Linked DNA regions of Homo sapiens: region 1 is linked to region 2. A link is a loop called in an ENCODE intact Hi-C map of the cell type or tissue named here. Cell type or tissue: heart left ventricle. All regions are shown on one strand. Links, peaks and the distances in the headings refer to the core of each region. The heading gives the core; the rest is flanking DNA.

Region 1 (7,439 bases), core at 944-5,943, 82 kb after region 2:
CAGAAGAACCAACAAAAAGAAGTATAAATTTTTATTTACTTAATTAAAAAAAAAATTTTTTTTTGAGACAAGGTCTTACTCTGTCACCCAGACTGATCCTCCCATCTCCCCTTCCTGACTAGCTATGACTACAGGTGCCTGCTACCATGTCCAGCTAATTTCTGTATTTTTTGTAAAGATGAGGTTTTGCCATGTTGCCCAGGCTGGTCTTGAACTCCTGGGCTCAAGCAATCCACCCGCCTCAGCCTCTCAAAATGACAGGATTATAGGAACGAGACACCATGCCTGACCAGCATAATTGAACGTTACTGAAAATGCAGTGTTATGGTGTGAGATTACAGTATTGTCATCAGGCCATATTAGCACTGTATATATTGAAATCATGCTACCTAATACTTTTTTCTAAGTCTCAGTTATTTAGCTTGTTTAAATGTAATGATGGAGCTAAGTTTTCTAGGTAAAATGGGGTAACAGTTTTGCTGAAATCCCCCATTTATTATAGAACGGTGACTCTGGGATGTATTTTCTAGAAGCTGAATAGAATTTACTTTTGAGTTTGGGTTATTTTACAGTCTTGTGCTGGCATTATTCATCAGTATGACTAGTATCACACATTGCTTTTTCTAGTACAGTAAATTATTAAGAGTTACAAGTTCAGGGAATAGCTTTATCCTAAAGACGAAAGTGGTAAGAGTTTTAAAAACAGCCAGGCAGCTTTTGCCACTGTTTTACTGGAGAACATTCAGATGTCTGTCATTGAGCTTTAGAATGGGTGTGGGTGGCAGATGGAGTTTTCCAGGTTGACTTTGTTCAGAATCAACTCCATCACCTTTTGGCTTAGTTTTATGTATAAAGTACAGTTTGAGTCAGGGCGTGGTGGCTTATGCCTGTGATCCCAGTACTTTGGTAGGCCAAGGCAGGACGACCACTTGAGCCTGGGAATTTGAAACCAGCCTGGGCAACATAGTGAGTCTTTGTTTCTACAAGAAATTTAAAAAAAAAATTAGCCAGCCATGGTGGCGCGCCTATGGTCTCAGCTGTTTGAGAGGCTGAGATGGGAGGATCACCTAAGCCCAGGAGGTCAAGGCTGCTGTGAGCCATCATCGCTGCCACTGCAATCCAGCCTGGGTGACAGAGTGAGATCCTGTGTCCAAAAAAAAAAAAAAAACAACAGAATTGACTCCCATCACTTTTTGGCTCAAGTTTTTATATTAACTACAGTTTTGGTTGTAACTTAAGTATTTTGTAGGAAGGGAGGAATTTTGAACAACCAGACAGAGACTAACTTAATAGTTTTAATCTTACCTGCAAGGTAAGCTTGAATGAATTTGACATAGCTCCTTACAAGGTTTTGCATTTGGGGTGTAATTTATCATCTTAGTCGTGATGCTGTGTGTTAATATGAGGATATATTATCATTTTATGAAATGTCTTTTTTTTTTTTTTCCTTTTAACCTCCACAGTCTTGGTGCCATTATTTAAGAAACATTAGCTGATAATAGCAGTGTTTTCTAACCTACTAATAACAGTTATCCTTTTTTGGTAATTACCTTATTTTAGTAAAAGTTTGGAAGATTAAAACAGATACACATATGTTTCCAGGCTTAGTGAAGGGGATGTACCAACTTCAAAGAATTAAAAAGAAATGGCTTTTTACCTAAATAACCTTTTGTTGCTGGTAGTATAGCTTGTGCTAATTTTTGTAATGTTTAAGTAATGAAATAATTCTACATATCAGGTCCTTTTTATTTAGAACATCGACTTCCTAATATCATCCGAATAAATACTCTGGACATAGTAGGTGAAAGTATTTTGTTAACAACTTCTTTCTGGCCAAGCATGGTGGCTCATGCCTGTGGTCCCAACACTTTGGGAGGCTGAGGTGGGGAGATCACTTGAACCTATGGATTTGAGACCAGCCTGGGCAGCATGGCAAAACACTTGTTTCTAAAAAAAAAAACCACGGCTGGGCGCAGTGACTCACGCCTGTAATCCCAACACTTTGGGAGGCTGAGGAAGGGTGGATCACCTGAGGTCAGAAATTTGAGACCAGCCTGGCCAACATGGTGAAACCTCATCTCTACTAAAAATACAAAAATTAGCCAGGCATGGTTGTGGGCGCCTGTAATCCCAGCTACTCGGGAGGCTGAGGCAGGAGAATTGCTTGAAGCCGGGAAGCAGAGGTTGCAGTGAGCCAAGATTGCACCACTGCACTCCAGCCTGGGCAACAGAGTGAGACTCCTTCTCAAAAAAAAAAAAAAAGAAAAAAAATTAGCCAGGCATGGTGGCATGCACCTGTGGTCCAGCTACTTGGGAGGATGAGGTGGAAAGATCACTTGATCCTGGGGAGATCAAGGCTACAGTGAGTTGTGGTTGCACCACTGCACTCCAACTTAGGCAACAGTGAGACACTGTCTCAAAAAAACAACAAAAAAAAGAGCTTATTTTTTAAATACTTTATACTCTATTATAAACTCTATATTAAAATGTTTTAAAAAAAAAACATGTTTTTGATAGTAGGGATGGTGTCTCACTATGTTGCCCCAGCTGATTTTGAACTCCTGACCTCAAGGGATTCTCCCTCCTGGACCTCCCAAAGTGTTGGGACTGCAGGCCAGAGTCACTGTGTTCAGCTTGATGTATTATTTAAAAACTGATGAAAAGATAAGCTAGGATAGAATTTAATTAAGTGGTTTGTTTTCCTCTAAAATTGAATCTCAGCTGAGAAAGAAATTTGGAAAGGGACTGTTAGATATGTTCACTCACCTTTACTCCATAAGATTTTTTTAATCACCTAATTCGATCAGGTGGATCTACTTTCTTCACCTGTCTCACATTTGCCCGTGAATTCTCTATGTGTAGAAACAAAATTAATTTCTTTACAAGATCTATTAAAAATCTGTTGAAATTAACAGATTGCTGTGTGTATTGTGAGAGAATGGAAGCAACCAACAAATATTTTGGATGTCCAAACTACAGAAACATCCCTCAACTTGGAATCTACCAGTTCCTGATTTTAAAGATGGCAAAAGAACGGAAACTATAACCCTGCATGCTGTGTGGTTTGCATTGTTAACCCAAGTTTGCTTGTCTGTTTCCTAATTCACACAGAGCGTCAGAAGCCATGATGCATGTAGTGTGTGTGTACTGCAGCTGGAGTGGGCCCCAGACCAGGTATTTATAGACACCATGTTAAGCCTTCCATCCAGTTGTCATCTGTGATCTGACAGTCTGTATCCGCAGCAGTTTGGGAAGTTAGCATTTGTCATTCACCATTTCACCTTGTTCAATCTGGTTACAACTAGCCTATATGCATTTGTATTTTGGCATGCATACATGGATATGTAACATAAACTCCTGTTTAAAAATGGATTCGTTATTAGAACCATCCAACAGGGAGAAAATCCCAGTTAAAACAGTGTCTATTATATCTACCCCATCTTGGCTACTATAAATATCACATCAAGAATATTGGCCTCACAACACTTTGTTGTTGGAGATAACTATGCTTTCATGGGTTTCATAAGTGCCTTTCCTCTGAAAAACTGAAAGCTGTTCTTTTACATTACTGCATACAACTACCTGGAGTTATAGAGGGTTAGAAATTTTAATTTTGTTGAAGAAGAAATGGAAACTTAGGCCAGAGGACTTGTCAGGGGTGACTCTGAACAACAGGAACTAAGACTTTGCTTTTCCTTCTGTCTCTGGCCTGACAGATTTTCAGGAAGCACTCTGCTTCCATTTCCTCTGATGTAAATAATGGTAAACATCAGCTCGAATACATTGGCTGACTTACTAAGAGGAGGAAAGATGGTCTTTTAAACCAGCATCATAAGACTTTGTAGGAGTTTGCAAGCTGGTTGGAATTAGATACATAGCATTTAGTTTCTCTTCTTTCTTTCCTTTTTCTTTTCCTTGTAAGGATAGGTTAAAAGCAGGCATAGTTGAATTATTCTTAATATCCACTGTCCTCATCCTCTTCTCCTGTCATTCTGTAAACTGACCTAGTCCTCCCCTACGTTTAGGACTTAGGCTAGTGAAACTGACCTTCTCAGCTACAAGAGGACTATATGCTACTTTTTTAGTACAAAATTCATTGAGGGTGTGTTCACCTTGACCTCACTTGTTTATAACTAACACACAAATACCAGAAGGCCCTTACCATACCTCTTTATGTTGCTTACATGGATATTTCACTACAGTGCATTGTTTCTGTTAACATTAGTTCAAAATTCAACCTCTTCCAGAGTCAGCCTTAGTTTTAAATAAAACTAATAACTGTTAGACATCTGGTGGTATGAAAATAAAAAAACTAATAACTGTGTTTCTAGACTCTAATGGGTATAGCCTAAACTGAGATAAGTGCAGTTTTCCTTTTTACTCCTAAAGTGTAAGTAAGGTAAGATTGTTTCATGGGAAGTCAATAGCTTCCTGAAACAATGCTTTGTCTTCTCATGCTGTTAACCAGTAGTTTATTAGAATGATTTAAAGCCTTTTGAATATAACTGCTTTGCTGCTTTTTAAGATCAAGCCCTCTTGTTGGATGTTAACATTTAGTACTGAGCATTTGAGTTGCATCTGTCCTAATAATAGATTGTATTTTGAAGTCATTTTTGTTACTGACCTTTTGATTTTTATTTTTTATTATTATTATTTTTTATTTTGACTGAGTTTCACTCTGTCACCCAGGCTGGAGTGCAGTGGTGCAGTCTTGGCTCACTGCAACCTCTCCCTCCTGGGTTCAAGCAATTCTCCCACCTCAGCCTACCTAGTAGCTGGGATTACAGGCACCCACCACCACGCCTGGCTAATTTTTGTATTTTTAGTAGAGATGAGGTTTCACCACGTTGGCCAGGCTGGTCTCGAACTCCTGACCTCAGGTGATCCACCTGCCTCGGCCTCCCAAAGTGCTGGGATTACAGGCATGAGCCACTGTGCCCAGCCCTTTTTGATTTTTAATTAAAGATCTTACAATGGTCGGGTGCGGTGGCTCTTGCCTGTAATCCAAGCACTTTGGGAGGCTGAGGCGGGCGGATCACCTGAGGTCAAGAGTTTGAGACCACCCTGACCAACGTGGAGAAACCTCATCTCTACTAAAAATGCAAAATTAGTCGGGTGTGTGGCGCATGCATGTAATCCCAGCTACTCTGAGGCAGGAGAATCGCTTGGACCCGGGAGGCGGAGGTTGCGGTGAGCTCAGATGGCGCCATTGTACTCCTGTCTGGGCAACAAGAGCAAAACACAGTCTTAAAAAAAAAAAAAAATTCTTACACTTACATGCGTAGAGGTCAATTTTTAACTGGATTGGTGGCAAAAGAAGAGCTGGAAATGATGTTTAATGATACTATGATGCTTACACTGAGCCGTCTTGTTTGGGTGGTCTAAGGTAGCAGTGAATCTAAATAGTCATTGCCAGTTGAAAAACTATTAATGAACCATCTCCCTCCACATTCCCCTTTCTTTAAAACATTTAAATATTCTTAACTTAGTTGCACACTATTGATGTGATAAAAACTTATAAGCCTTTTAAGTTTAGAGTTGTATTATTTGGTAGGATGATGATTGTGATTTAATCTGCTGATCATTAGTTTACTTTTGTTTTCTGAGTCAGATGCTCACCCAGTTTTACCATGATTTTTGGAAAGCTTGGCTAGAAATAAAATAGAACATTTGCTTCTCTGTCCCCAAGCATTATGTTATTTCTTATTTCTCTTTATAATTCCCTCTCTGTCCAGGTATACCTGGTTTAAGACTTCTCATTTGTAACCTCAGTGTTCACATTTGAAACAAGAAAAGTGCATTAACATGAGAATCATTCTGGTGCAAAGATTCTCAGGATTTGTAATATCCTTAAGAATCACCCAAGGAGCTTATTGAAAATGCACATTCCTGGATTTACTCTCAAGTATGGTACCCCAGGGTCTGCATACTTCACAAGCGTCCCTGGTGGTTTTAGGGCAAGTGGTGAAAAAAGTACACTTGGAGAAACTATTCTAGAGTTGTAGACTAGACTAGGGAATAAAGAAACATAAATGTCCTTCATTCCTGAGCACTAACCCCGCCATTATGTGAATGCATATTAATGGATACTTAATCACATTGAATTACAGTATGCAGATTTTATTAAGAACATGTCTACCTCTTATTCTGATGCTGTGAATGTCTACCACAATGAGAAAGTAATTTTAAAATCATTTCTATTTGTGTAAGAGAAACCCGAGTTTGAGGACCTTATTTTATTCTACGCTGTTTAGATTTGTATCCTCTGGTAATTTAGTGGCATTAGTCACCTGCTAATTAATCTTTTTCCTTTCCCCTGTGTTCCATATAGAGAAAAGTGGTAAAGAATCTACCTCACTGGGAATGTCATCATTACCAACTTCAGATGGGTTTAACCATCCCGCCCGTTCTTCAGGACAGAGTCCTGATGTTGGTAATCCTATGAGTCTTGCTCGCTCTGTCTCTGCTTCAGTCTGCCCTATCAAGCCCAGTGACTCAGATCGCATTGAACCTAAAGCTGTGAAGGCTTTGAAGGCTTCAGCTGAATTCCAGCTAAACTCTGAAAAGAAAGAACATCTTTCTTTACAAGATCTTTCTGATCATGCTTCCTCAGCAGACCATGCTCCAACAGACCAGAGTCCAGCTATGCCTATGCAGAATTCATCCGAAGAAATAACTGTTGCAGGTAATCTGGAGAAATCTGCTGAAAGAAGCACCCAGGGCCTCAAATTTCATCTCCATACAAGACAGGAAGCTAGTTTATCTGTCACATCTACTAGGATGCATGAACCACAGATGTTTCTAGGTGAAAAGGATTGGCATCCAGAAAATCAGAACCTGAGTCAAGTGAGTGACCCTCAGCAGCACGAAGAACCAGGGAATGAACAGTATGAGGTTGCACAACAAAAAGCTTCACATGACCAAGAATATCTTTGTAACATAGGGGACCTTGAGCTTCCTGAAGAAAGGCAACAGAATCAACACAAAATTGTTGATTTGGAAGCTACGATGAAAGGAAATGGGCTCCCACAGAATGTGGATCCTCCAAGTGCGAAGAAAAGTATTCCATCTTCAGAATGCAGTGGCTGCTCAAATTCAGAAACATTTATGGAAATCGATACAGCTCAACAGTCCCTAGTTACTTTGCTTAATTCAACAGGCAGGCAGAATGCCAATGTCAAGAACATTGGTGCATTGGATCTCACTTTAGATAATCCCTTGATGGAAGTAGAAACATCAAAATGTAACCCTTCATCTGAAATTTTGAATGATTCCATTTCCACTCAGGATTTACAGCCCCCAGAAACTAATGTTGAAATACCTGGAACAAATAAAGAATATGGCCATTACTCCTCTCCAAGTCTCTGTGGCAGTTGTCAGCCTTCTGTGGAGTCAGCAGAAGAATCTTGCCCGTCTATAACGGCAGCCTTGAAAGAACT
Region 2 (7,439 bases), core at 1,788-6,787:
ATTGTCATGCTCAGCCTGTGCCACCATTGCTCTGTCTGATGTATGTAATCATACAAGACCTGATTTTGGTTCTAACACAGTGGTCTTTGACTATCAACATTGATGTTTTTAGAGATGGGTTCTTCTGGTTGATACAGACTATGCATTGCGTTTAGCAGATGGGGTAAAACTGGCCTAAAACAAGTCTTTGCAGAATACATGCCAATTTCCAAAAAAAAAAAAAAATTTGTTGCTCAGGTGTTGCACAATTTTTATCTAACACTGAGGCTATCAGCTCCAACTAAACAACATTTCAGTGGGTGAGGCTGCCCTAACTTCCATTAGGGGCCATGGTCTCACTGCCATCACTTATTAGCCATGAGAATTTGGTTGTAGTTTTCAGGTAGGTTGGTTTCTTCCTCATTTGCAGCTTGTTGATACTTGTTCCTTTTTATTTATTAACATCCCAATCAATTTGCAGCTGCCATCATTACATAAATATTTTTCTGTTATAAAAAGAAGTGTGATCTGTTTTTTTAGTGATTTCCTTTGTTTGGGAATAGAGATTGGAAGCACATACTCAGACCTGTTTTGTTAACTAGAATTCTTTAAAAGCTGATGCCAAACATCTTTACAGAGGAACTGTAGTTCACATCCACCTGTCTGACATTGTCCCCTAAAAACAAGTGCAGTGTGGCAGCTGCTGAATCTGTCTGTTCAGTTTGTCAAGGAGGATAATTATGCTTGGGAGAGATCTGAAAAGAAGGTGAATATTTTGCACTTTTGATACTCTTAGGAACAAATAACTTATTTGGCAAATTGTTTCTTTTTTATGTTTTGGGTGTTGTTTTTGTTTTTTGACTTTTTTTGTATTGTGAACAGGCACTGAAGCTGATGTTATTTTAAGATTACAGAATGGAAAAAGAAATAAACTATTTTAATGTCTGATAATTATGGGGTAGCCCTTGCATTGCAAGATGATGATTTGATTATGGACACATTATCAACAGAATTGAATTTGCATGGAACTCAAGACACGCTTAAGATCACCACAGCATAACTGCAGATTTCAGGAATTACAGTCATAGAGGGTACATCAACTTGAAGAGTAGATTGAGTCTTACAGGAAGTGAGTTACAATAAGTAACATTAAGAGCCCAGCTGCCAGCCTGGCCAACATGGTGAAACCCCGTCTCTACTAAAAATACAAAAATTAGCCGGGCGTGGTGACGCATGACTGTAATTCTAGCTACTCAGGAGGCTGAGGCAGCAGAATTGCTTGAACCCAGGAGGCGGAGATTGCAGTGAGCTAAGATCGGGCCACTGCACTCCAGCCTGGGGGACAGAGCGAGACTCCATCTCAGAAAAAAAAAAAAAAAAAAAAGCCCAGCTGACATTTTCCAGTTTTGTTTTGTTTTCTGGGGTTTTTTTGTTTTGTTTTGTTTTGTTTTGTTTTTTAGTAGAGACGGGGTTTCACCATGTTGGCCAGGCTGGTCTTGAACTCCTGACCTCAGGTGATCCTCCCGCCTAGGCCTGGGATTACAGGCGTGAGCCACTGGGTCCGGCCTGCTTTTTTTTTTTTTTTTTTTTTTTTGGAGACGGAGTCTCACTCTGTCACCCAGGCTGGAGTGTAGTGGCATGACCTCAGCTCACTGCAACCTCCACCTCCCGGGTTCAAGCAATGCCCCTGCCTCAGCTTCCTGAGTAGCTGGGACTATAGGCACGCGCCACCACGCCCAGCTAACTTCTGTATTTTCAGTAGAGATGGGTTTTCACCATGTTGGCCAGGCTGGTCTCGAACTCCTGACCTCAAGTGATCTGCCCACCTCCGCCCCCCAAAGTGCTGGGATTACAGGCATGAGCCACCGTGTCCAGCCTTAGGTTTTCTAGTTTAGAAGACATTTTGTGTACCCTTCTAGGCCTCTGAGCAAGAAGTTTCTTCATTAGGCTCTCCGTGTTACTTTATACTTTTTACTTACGTTCACAGTGGTCCTAAAACCAAGATGCAGCCCTAAGCACCTCATAGGAGAAGCTGTATTTTTTTTTTTTTTTTTTGAGATGGAGTCTTGCTCTGGCACCCAGGCTGGAGTGCAGTGGTGCGATCTCAGCTCACTGCAGCGTCCGAGGAGGAGCTGTAGTTTAAAGGAAGATACTCAATACTCTAGGAAGCAGATCATCAAAATTTTAAAAAGCGGCTGGGTGCGGTGGCTCATGCCTGTAATCCCAGCACTTTAAGGAGGCTGAGGCGGGCGGATCACCTTAGGTCAGGAGTTCAAGACCAGCCTGGCCAATGTGGTGAAACCCTGTCTCTACTAAAAATACAAAAATTAGCCAGGCGTGGTGGCAGGCACCTGTAATCCCAGGTACTCAGGAGGCTGAGGCAGGAGAATCGATTGAACTCGGGAGGCGGAGGTTGCAATGAACCGAGATCATGCCATTGCACTCCAGCCTGGGTGACAAGCAAAACTCTATCTCAAAAAAAAAAATGTTTAAAAGGAAGATATAGAAATATGGAATGCTTATACAGTATTATTTCATAGTTTTTTTAAATGTCATGTTTCTAATGTTTAGATAATCTTGAAAGAAATTCTCCTCACTTCCCCTTTATCCTCCATCTTTCATCAAAGGAAAAAAAATCAAAGCAGTACAAGTACTCCTTTTTTTTTCCCCCAATTAATCCAAGTTCCTTAGAAATGTTGCTGTTTGGGTGAGAATTCTACTGATTATCCCGACTTCACAGCCAGCAATGACACTTTCAGCAGAAAGTTTTCTTGGCATAAACTCTTTAGTTCTCAGACTGCTTACTCATAAGTTCTTCTTGAGAACTTGTCAGCGACGCAATCTGTTTTGTCTTGAAGAGCACAAGACTCAGACGGTTGTCACTTTGGGGAGAGCACATAGCATCTCAAACAGCAGGTTAGCCGCCAGCAGGGCTGTGTTCCCTAAGAAAAAGTAAAACCTCACATGAATACCCTGCAGACGACCCGCTGAGCCAAGCCTTGGGACTCCTCAGCTTTCTCTTCCCCTTGTGCCTCCTTTTCCAGAGCCCTGTCTTGTGCACCCCTCTAGGGTGCCCGCCAGCTGTGAACACGCTTGCCCAGGCTCTCTGCCTCCATCAAGCATCATTTGGGAATCATATTTTAAAATTCAGAAAGTTCTTTGTTTACTCTGAGAACAGATTTTTCCCAAAGGAGAACCTATAATAATGATGTGTACTGTATTATCTATCCTCTGAGGTCGATAGGCCTAATTCCATAAGTTTGTCTACATTAAAATTATTGGGATGGCGTCTGCTTTGAAGATCTTAACCAGCTAAGTTCCTATTTGATAAATATTAACATATATTATTTATGCTTTAGAATTCACTTTGCAATGAAACATCAAAGGAGACGGGGATTGGGCCACCCTGTCACTAGACTACAGGCTGGTTTCTTTCTCTTCTGCTGATTGGTGGGCAAGCTAATGATACTTAACTACCTCCTGGGGGTTTTGTTAGGGTTAATGAGCTCATGTTTGTAAGGTGTGCAGTAATAGGTGTGTTTTCTTCACCATTGGACATGCTCAGCTGCTTCCCCAAGTCATATAAGGGACTCATCTTTTTTTTTTTTTTTTTGAGATGGAGTCTCGCTCTGTCACCCAGGCTGGAGTGCAGTGGCGCAATCTCAGCTCACTGCAACCTCCGCCTCCTAGGTTCTAAGCGATTCTCCTGCCTTAGCCTCCTGAGTACCTGGGATTACAGGTGTGTGCCACCACACCTGGCTAATTTTTATATCTTTAGAGAGATGGGGTTTCGCCATGTTGGCCAAATTGGTCTTGAACTCCTGACCTCAGGTGAGCTGCCCACCTTGGCCTCCCAAAGTGCTGGGATTACAGGCTTGGGCCACCATGCCTGGCCCCATTTTCTACTTATTAACTAGCTTCGTGTAATTTAAGCTACCGGCTGCCCATGGATCTCAGTCTCTTTGCTTACTCACCAGAAAGATCATACGGTGGTGAAACTTCGACAAGATCACAGCCCATCACGTTCAGGCCTTGACAACCCCTGATGATCTCCAGAGCCTATTCAAGATCAAGACTGAGTTGTCCACAGTGGTAATCATTTACAGTGAAAAGCACCCAGTAGAGCTTTTCCCAGCCCACGCCACCCTTTGACTTGGAATTGGCTTTCCCTCCATAAACATTTGTTGACTGCCAGGCACACTGGCAGGCCTCCCAGAGAAACAGATAATGCGTACACAGTCCCTGCTCCTCAGGGCTGCATGGTGTGGTGATGGAGACAAGGAAACCAATCGTTTCAATGTCATGCACCAAGGGCTTCAAGGAAAGCAAGCCCAGAATGGTATCAGCATAGGTAATAGCCTGGAGAGGTGGGTAAGGCTTCCCCAAGGTGGAAATACCCAGTTCAAGGGATAGGCCAGGCAGAGGGAAAAACACAGGCAAAGGCACCAAGATGGGAAAAGTTCAGGTAGTAAGATGTGGCCAGAAGACAGAGTAAGTGAGGGAGACTGATGGGAAGAGAGTGACCTTGTCTGAAAGGGTTCCCATCCTGCAGGTGAAAAGCCCAGAAGGTTGCTAAGCAGAGGGATGAGGAATGTGTTTCAGAAATCCCTCATGAGAAGAGAGGATGGTTACAGCCATTTCAAGAGAGAGAGTTATGGCCACCCTCCTTTAAGATCTTAGAGGATGTAAGGTACTTGATTAGGTTTAAGCAGTCTTCATTCATTTACTCTCAAATGTCTTTGAGTGCCTACTATTTGTATTAGGCACTGTCCTAGGCTCCAAGGACAAGGTAGGGAACAATACATAGGTCCTGCCCTTGGGGAGATTCTAGTCATAACCATTCTGCCCCCGTGCATTTACTCCCAGCACACATTATTGGAGCTTTATTTGGGTGTTTCTAAAACTCTTGAGCTTACCTTGGCAGGTAATTGTGCCATCACATGCACTTTTATTTATTTATTTATTTATTTATTTATTTATTTATTTATTTTTGAGACAGGGTCTCTGTCACCCGGGCTATAGTGCAGTGGTATGATCACGGCTCACTGAAGGCTTGACCTGCCAGGCTCAGTTGATCCTCCTGCCCCAGCCTCCCTAGTAGCTGGGACTACAGGTGCACACTAGCACACCAGACTAATTTTTATTTTTATTTTTAGTAAAGATGGGATCTCACTATGTTGCCCAGGCTGGGCTGAAACTCCTGGGCTCAAACGATCCATCCACCCTGGCCTCCCAAAGTGCTGAGGATAGTGCCTGAGCCACCGCGCCTGGCCCGTTGTATGCACTTTTATTTAAATTTAACCCTAAAAAGATAAGTTTAGTGTTTTTGTTTGTTTTGAGATGGAGTTTCACTCTTGTTGCCCAGACTGGAGTGCAATATCATGATCTCGGCTCACCACAACCTCAGCCTCCCAGGTTCAAGTGATTCCCCTGCCTCAGCCTCCCGAGTAGCTGGGATTACAGGCATGCGCCACCATGCCCGGCTAATTTTGTATTTTTAGTAGAAATGGGGTTTCTCCATGTTAGGCTGGTCTCAAACTCCCTACCTCAGGTGAACCACCCGCCTGATGCCTTGGCCTCCCAAAGTGCTGGGATTACAGGTGTGAGCCACTGCGCCCGGCCAAGTTTAGTGTTTTTGTTTGGTTGGTTGGTTGGTTTTTTTTTTGAGGTGGAGTCTTGCTCTGTTGCCCAGGCTGGAGTACAGTGGCACGATCTCAGCTCACTGCAACCTCCGCCTCCAGGGTTCAAGCAATTCTCCTGCCTCAGCCTCCCAAGTAGCTGGGATTACAGACGCCTGCCACCGTGCCGGGCTGATTTTTGTACTTTTAGTAGAGACAGGGTTTCACCATCTTGGCTAGGCTGGTCTCGAACTCCTGACCTTGTGATCCACCCGCCTCGGCCTCCCAGAGTGCTGGGATTCCAGGCGTGAGCCACGACACCTGGCCAAGTTTAGTGTTCTTTTTTTTTTTTTTTTTTTTTTTTTTTGAGATGGAGTTTCACTCTTTCGCCCAGGCCAGACTGCAGTGGTTCTATCTCGGCTCACTGCAAGCTCTGCCTCCCGGGTTCATGCCATTCTCCTGCCTCAGCCTCCTGAGTAGCTGAGATTACAGGCACCCGCCACCGCGCCCGGCTAATTTTTTTGTATTTTTAGTAGAGACGGAGTTTCACCGTGTTAGCCAAGATGGTCTCGATCTCCTGACCTCGTGATCCACCCACCTCAGCCTCCCAAAGTGCTGGGATTATAGACGTGAGCCACCGTGCCCGGCCAAGTTTAGTGTTCTTAAGAGAGGATACTATAATGTTGTTCCTATGAACTGTTGTTTTCATGACAGATGAACTGAAGGCAGGAAGAGCAAATAAAGGACAAAATAAGGGACTATTATATCCCAGATAGGAAATGAAGGCCCTTGCCAAAATCAATCACCCTTCAGTAAGAGGGTATTCAAACTTATCCTCAGCCCAGAGAACAGAAAAGGCCTAGGTGCTCTGCTCTTAAAATCCTACCTTGGCAGCCAGGCGCGGTGGCTGACACCCGTAATCCCAGCACTTTGGGAAGCCGAGGTGAGTGGATCACGAGATCAGGAGTTCAAGACCAGCCTGACCAACATGGTGAAACCCCATCTCTACTAAAAATACAAAAATTAGCCGGGCGTAGTGGCATGTGCCTGTAATCTCAGCTACTCAGGAGGCTGAGGCAGGAGAATCGCTTGAACCTGGGAGGCGGAGGTTGCAGTGAGCCGAGATCGCACCACTGCACTCCAGCCTGGGCGACAGAGTGAGACTCCGTCTCAAACAAACAAACAAAAATCCTATCCTGATTCCTAAAGATTCGCTTCAAGTCCCAGGAAAATGGGTGTTAAGTGTCTCCACCCCCAGGATCTTCACTGGTGGAATCTCCTTACCTGACTAGGAGTGAGACCAGCAATTTCAGGTGTCCCTGTCCCTGGCGCATAGGCAGGATCCAGAGCGTCAATATCAAAGCTGATATAAATGGGTTTGCCTCCCATCTGCTGCCTGACTTCCCCCATCAGAGGAACCAGCGACTTCATCCAGCAGTCTTCAGCCAGGACTACCCGGAAGCCCTGCAGAGACAGGGACTGAGGTTTCTGTCTGGCAGCATTTACAGGGCATTTCCTGTTTGCCAGCCCCATGCTCAGCTCTGTGTGCACATGACACTTGACCCTCCATCTCCATGAAGAGGGAACTATCCTATTTTACAGGTGAGGAAGGGAGGGACAATGAGTGGTAAGGAAGCAGGGTCAAAGCTGACTGATGGAGTTGGAATCAGAGAGAAGCTTTGCTAAAGCAAGAGTGGGAAACAGCAGCTCACGCTAGCACCTTTTGAATTGCTCTGTCCAGAAGACTGGCCTTGGCACGCTCTAAAAGCAAGGGATTTGGGTCTGTTCCATTGGGGTCTTGTCATACACGTCTATCTGAGAGCCATTCTGCCTAGAGGGTAC

Evidence for each region. Hi-C counts contacts between places; a loop is a spot of excess contacts. Peaks named below come from ENCODE experiments on the same cell type or tissue, not always from the same donor. Only the 100,000 strongest peaks of a DNase experiment are listed, where the experiment ranks them.
Region 1: it touches region 2 in a loop (2.0-fold over the local background); 1 of 110 quality-filtered maps calls a loop at or near these places.

The regions. Positions count from the first base shown.
Region 1 is chr1:15,653,506-15,660,944 of GRCh38, forward strand. It overlaps DDI2 (DDI proteasomal shuttling factor 2), which reads left to right. Exons shown (of 10, transcript NM_032341.5): 9 at 3,112-3,174; 10 at 6,332-7,439. The coding sequence ends at 3,128. It overlaps RSC1A1 (regulator of solute carriers 1), which reads left to right and starts at 6,208. Exons shown (of 1, transcript NM_006511.3): 1 at 6,208-7,439. The coding sequence starts at 6,364. In heart left ventricle, for the core only: a CTCF peak has its summit at 3,131; no DNase peak of the experiment used is centred there; H3K27ac peaks cover 386 bases.
Region 2 is chr1:15,570,804-15,578,242 of GRCh38, forward strand. AGMAT (agmatinase (putative)) reads right to left here. Exons shown (of 7, transcript NM_024758.5): 5 at 6,882-7,061; 6 at 3,954-4,038; 7 at 896-2,921. The coding sequence ends at 2,848. DNAJC16 (DnaJ heat shock protein family (Hsp40) member C16) reads left to right here. Exons shown (of 15, transcript NM_015291.4): 15 at 1-930. Among named protein-coding and RNA genes, the nearest start is that of AGMAT, 11 kb to the right of the region's middle. In heart left ventricle, for the core only: no CTCF peak of the experiment used is centred there; no DNase peak of the experiment used is centred there.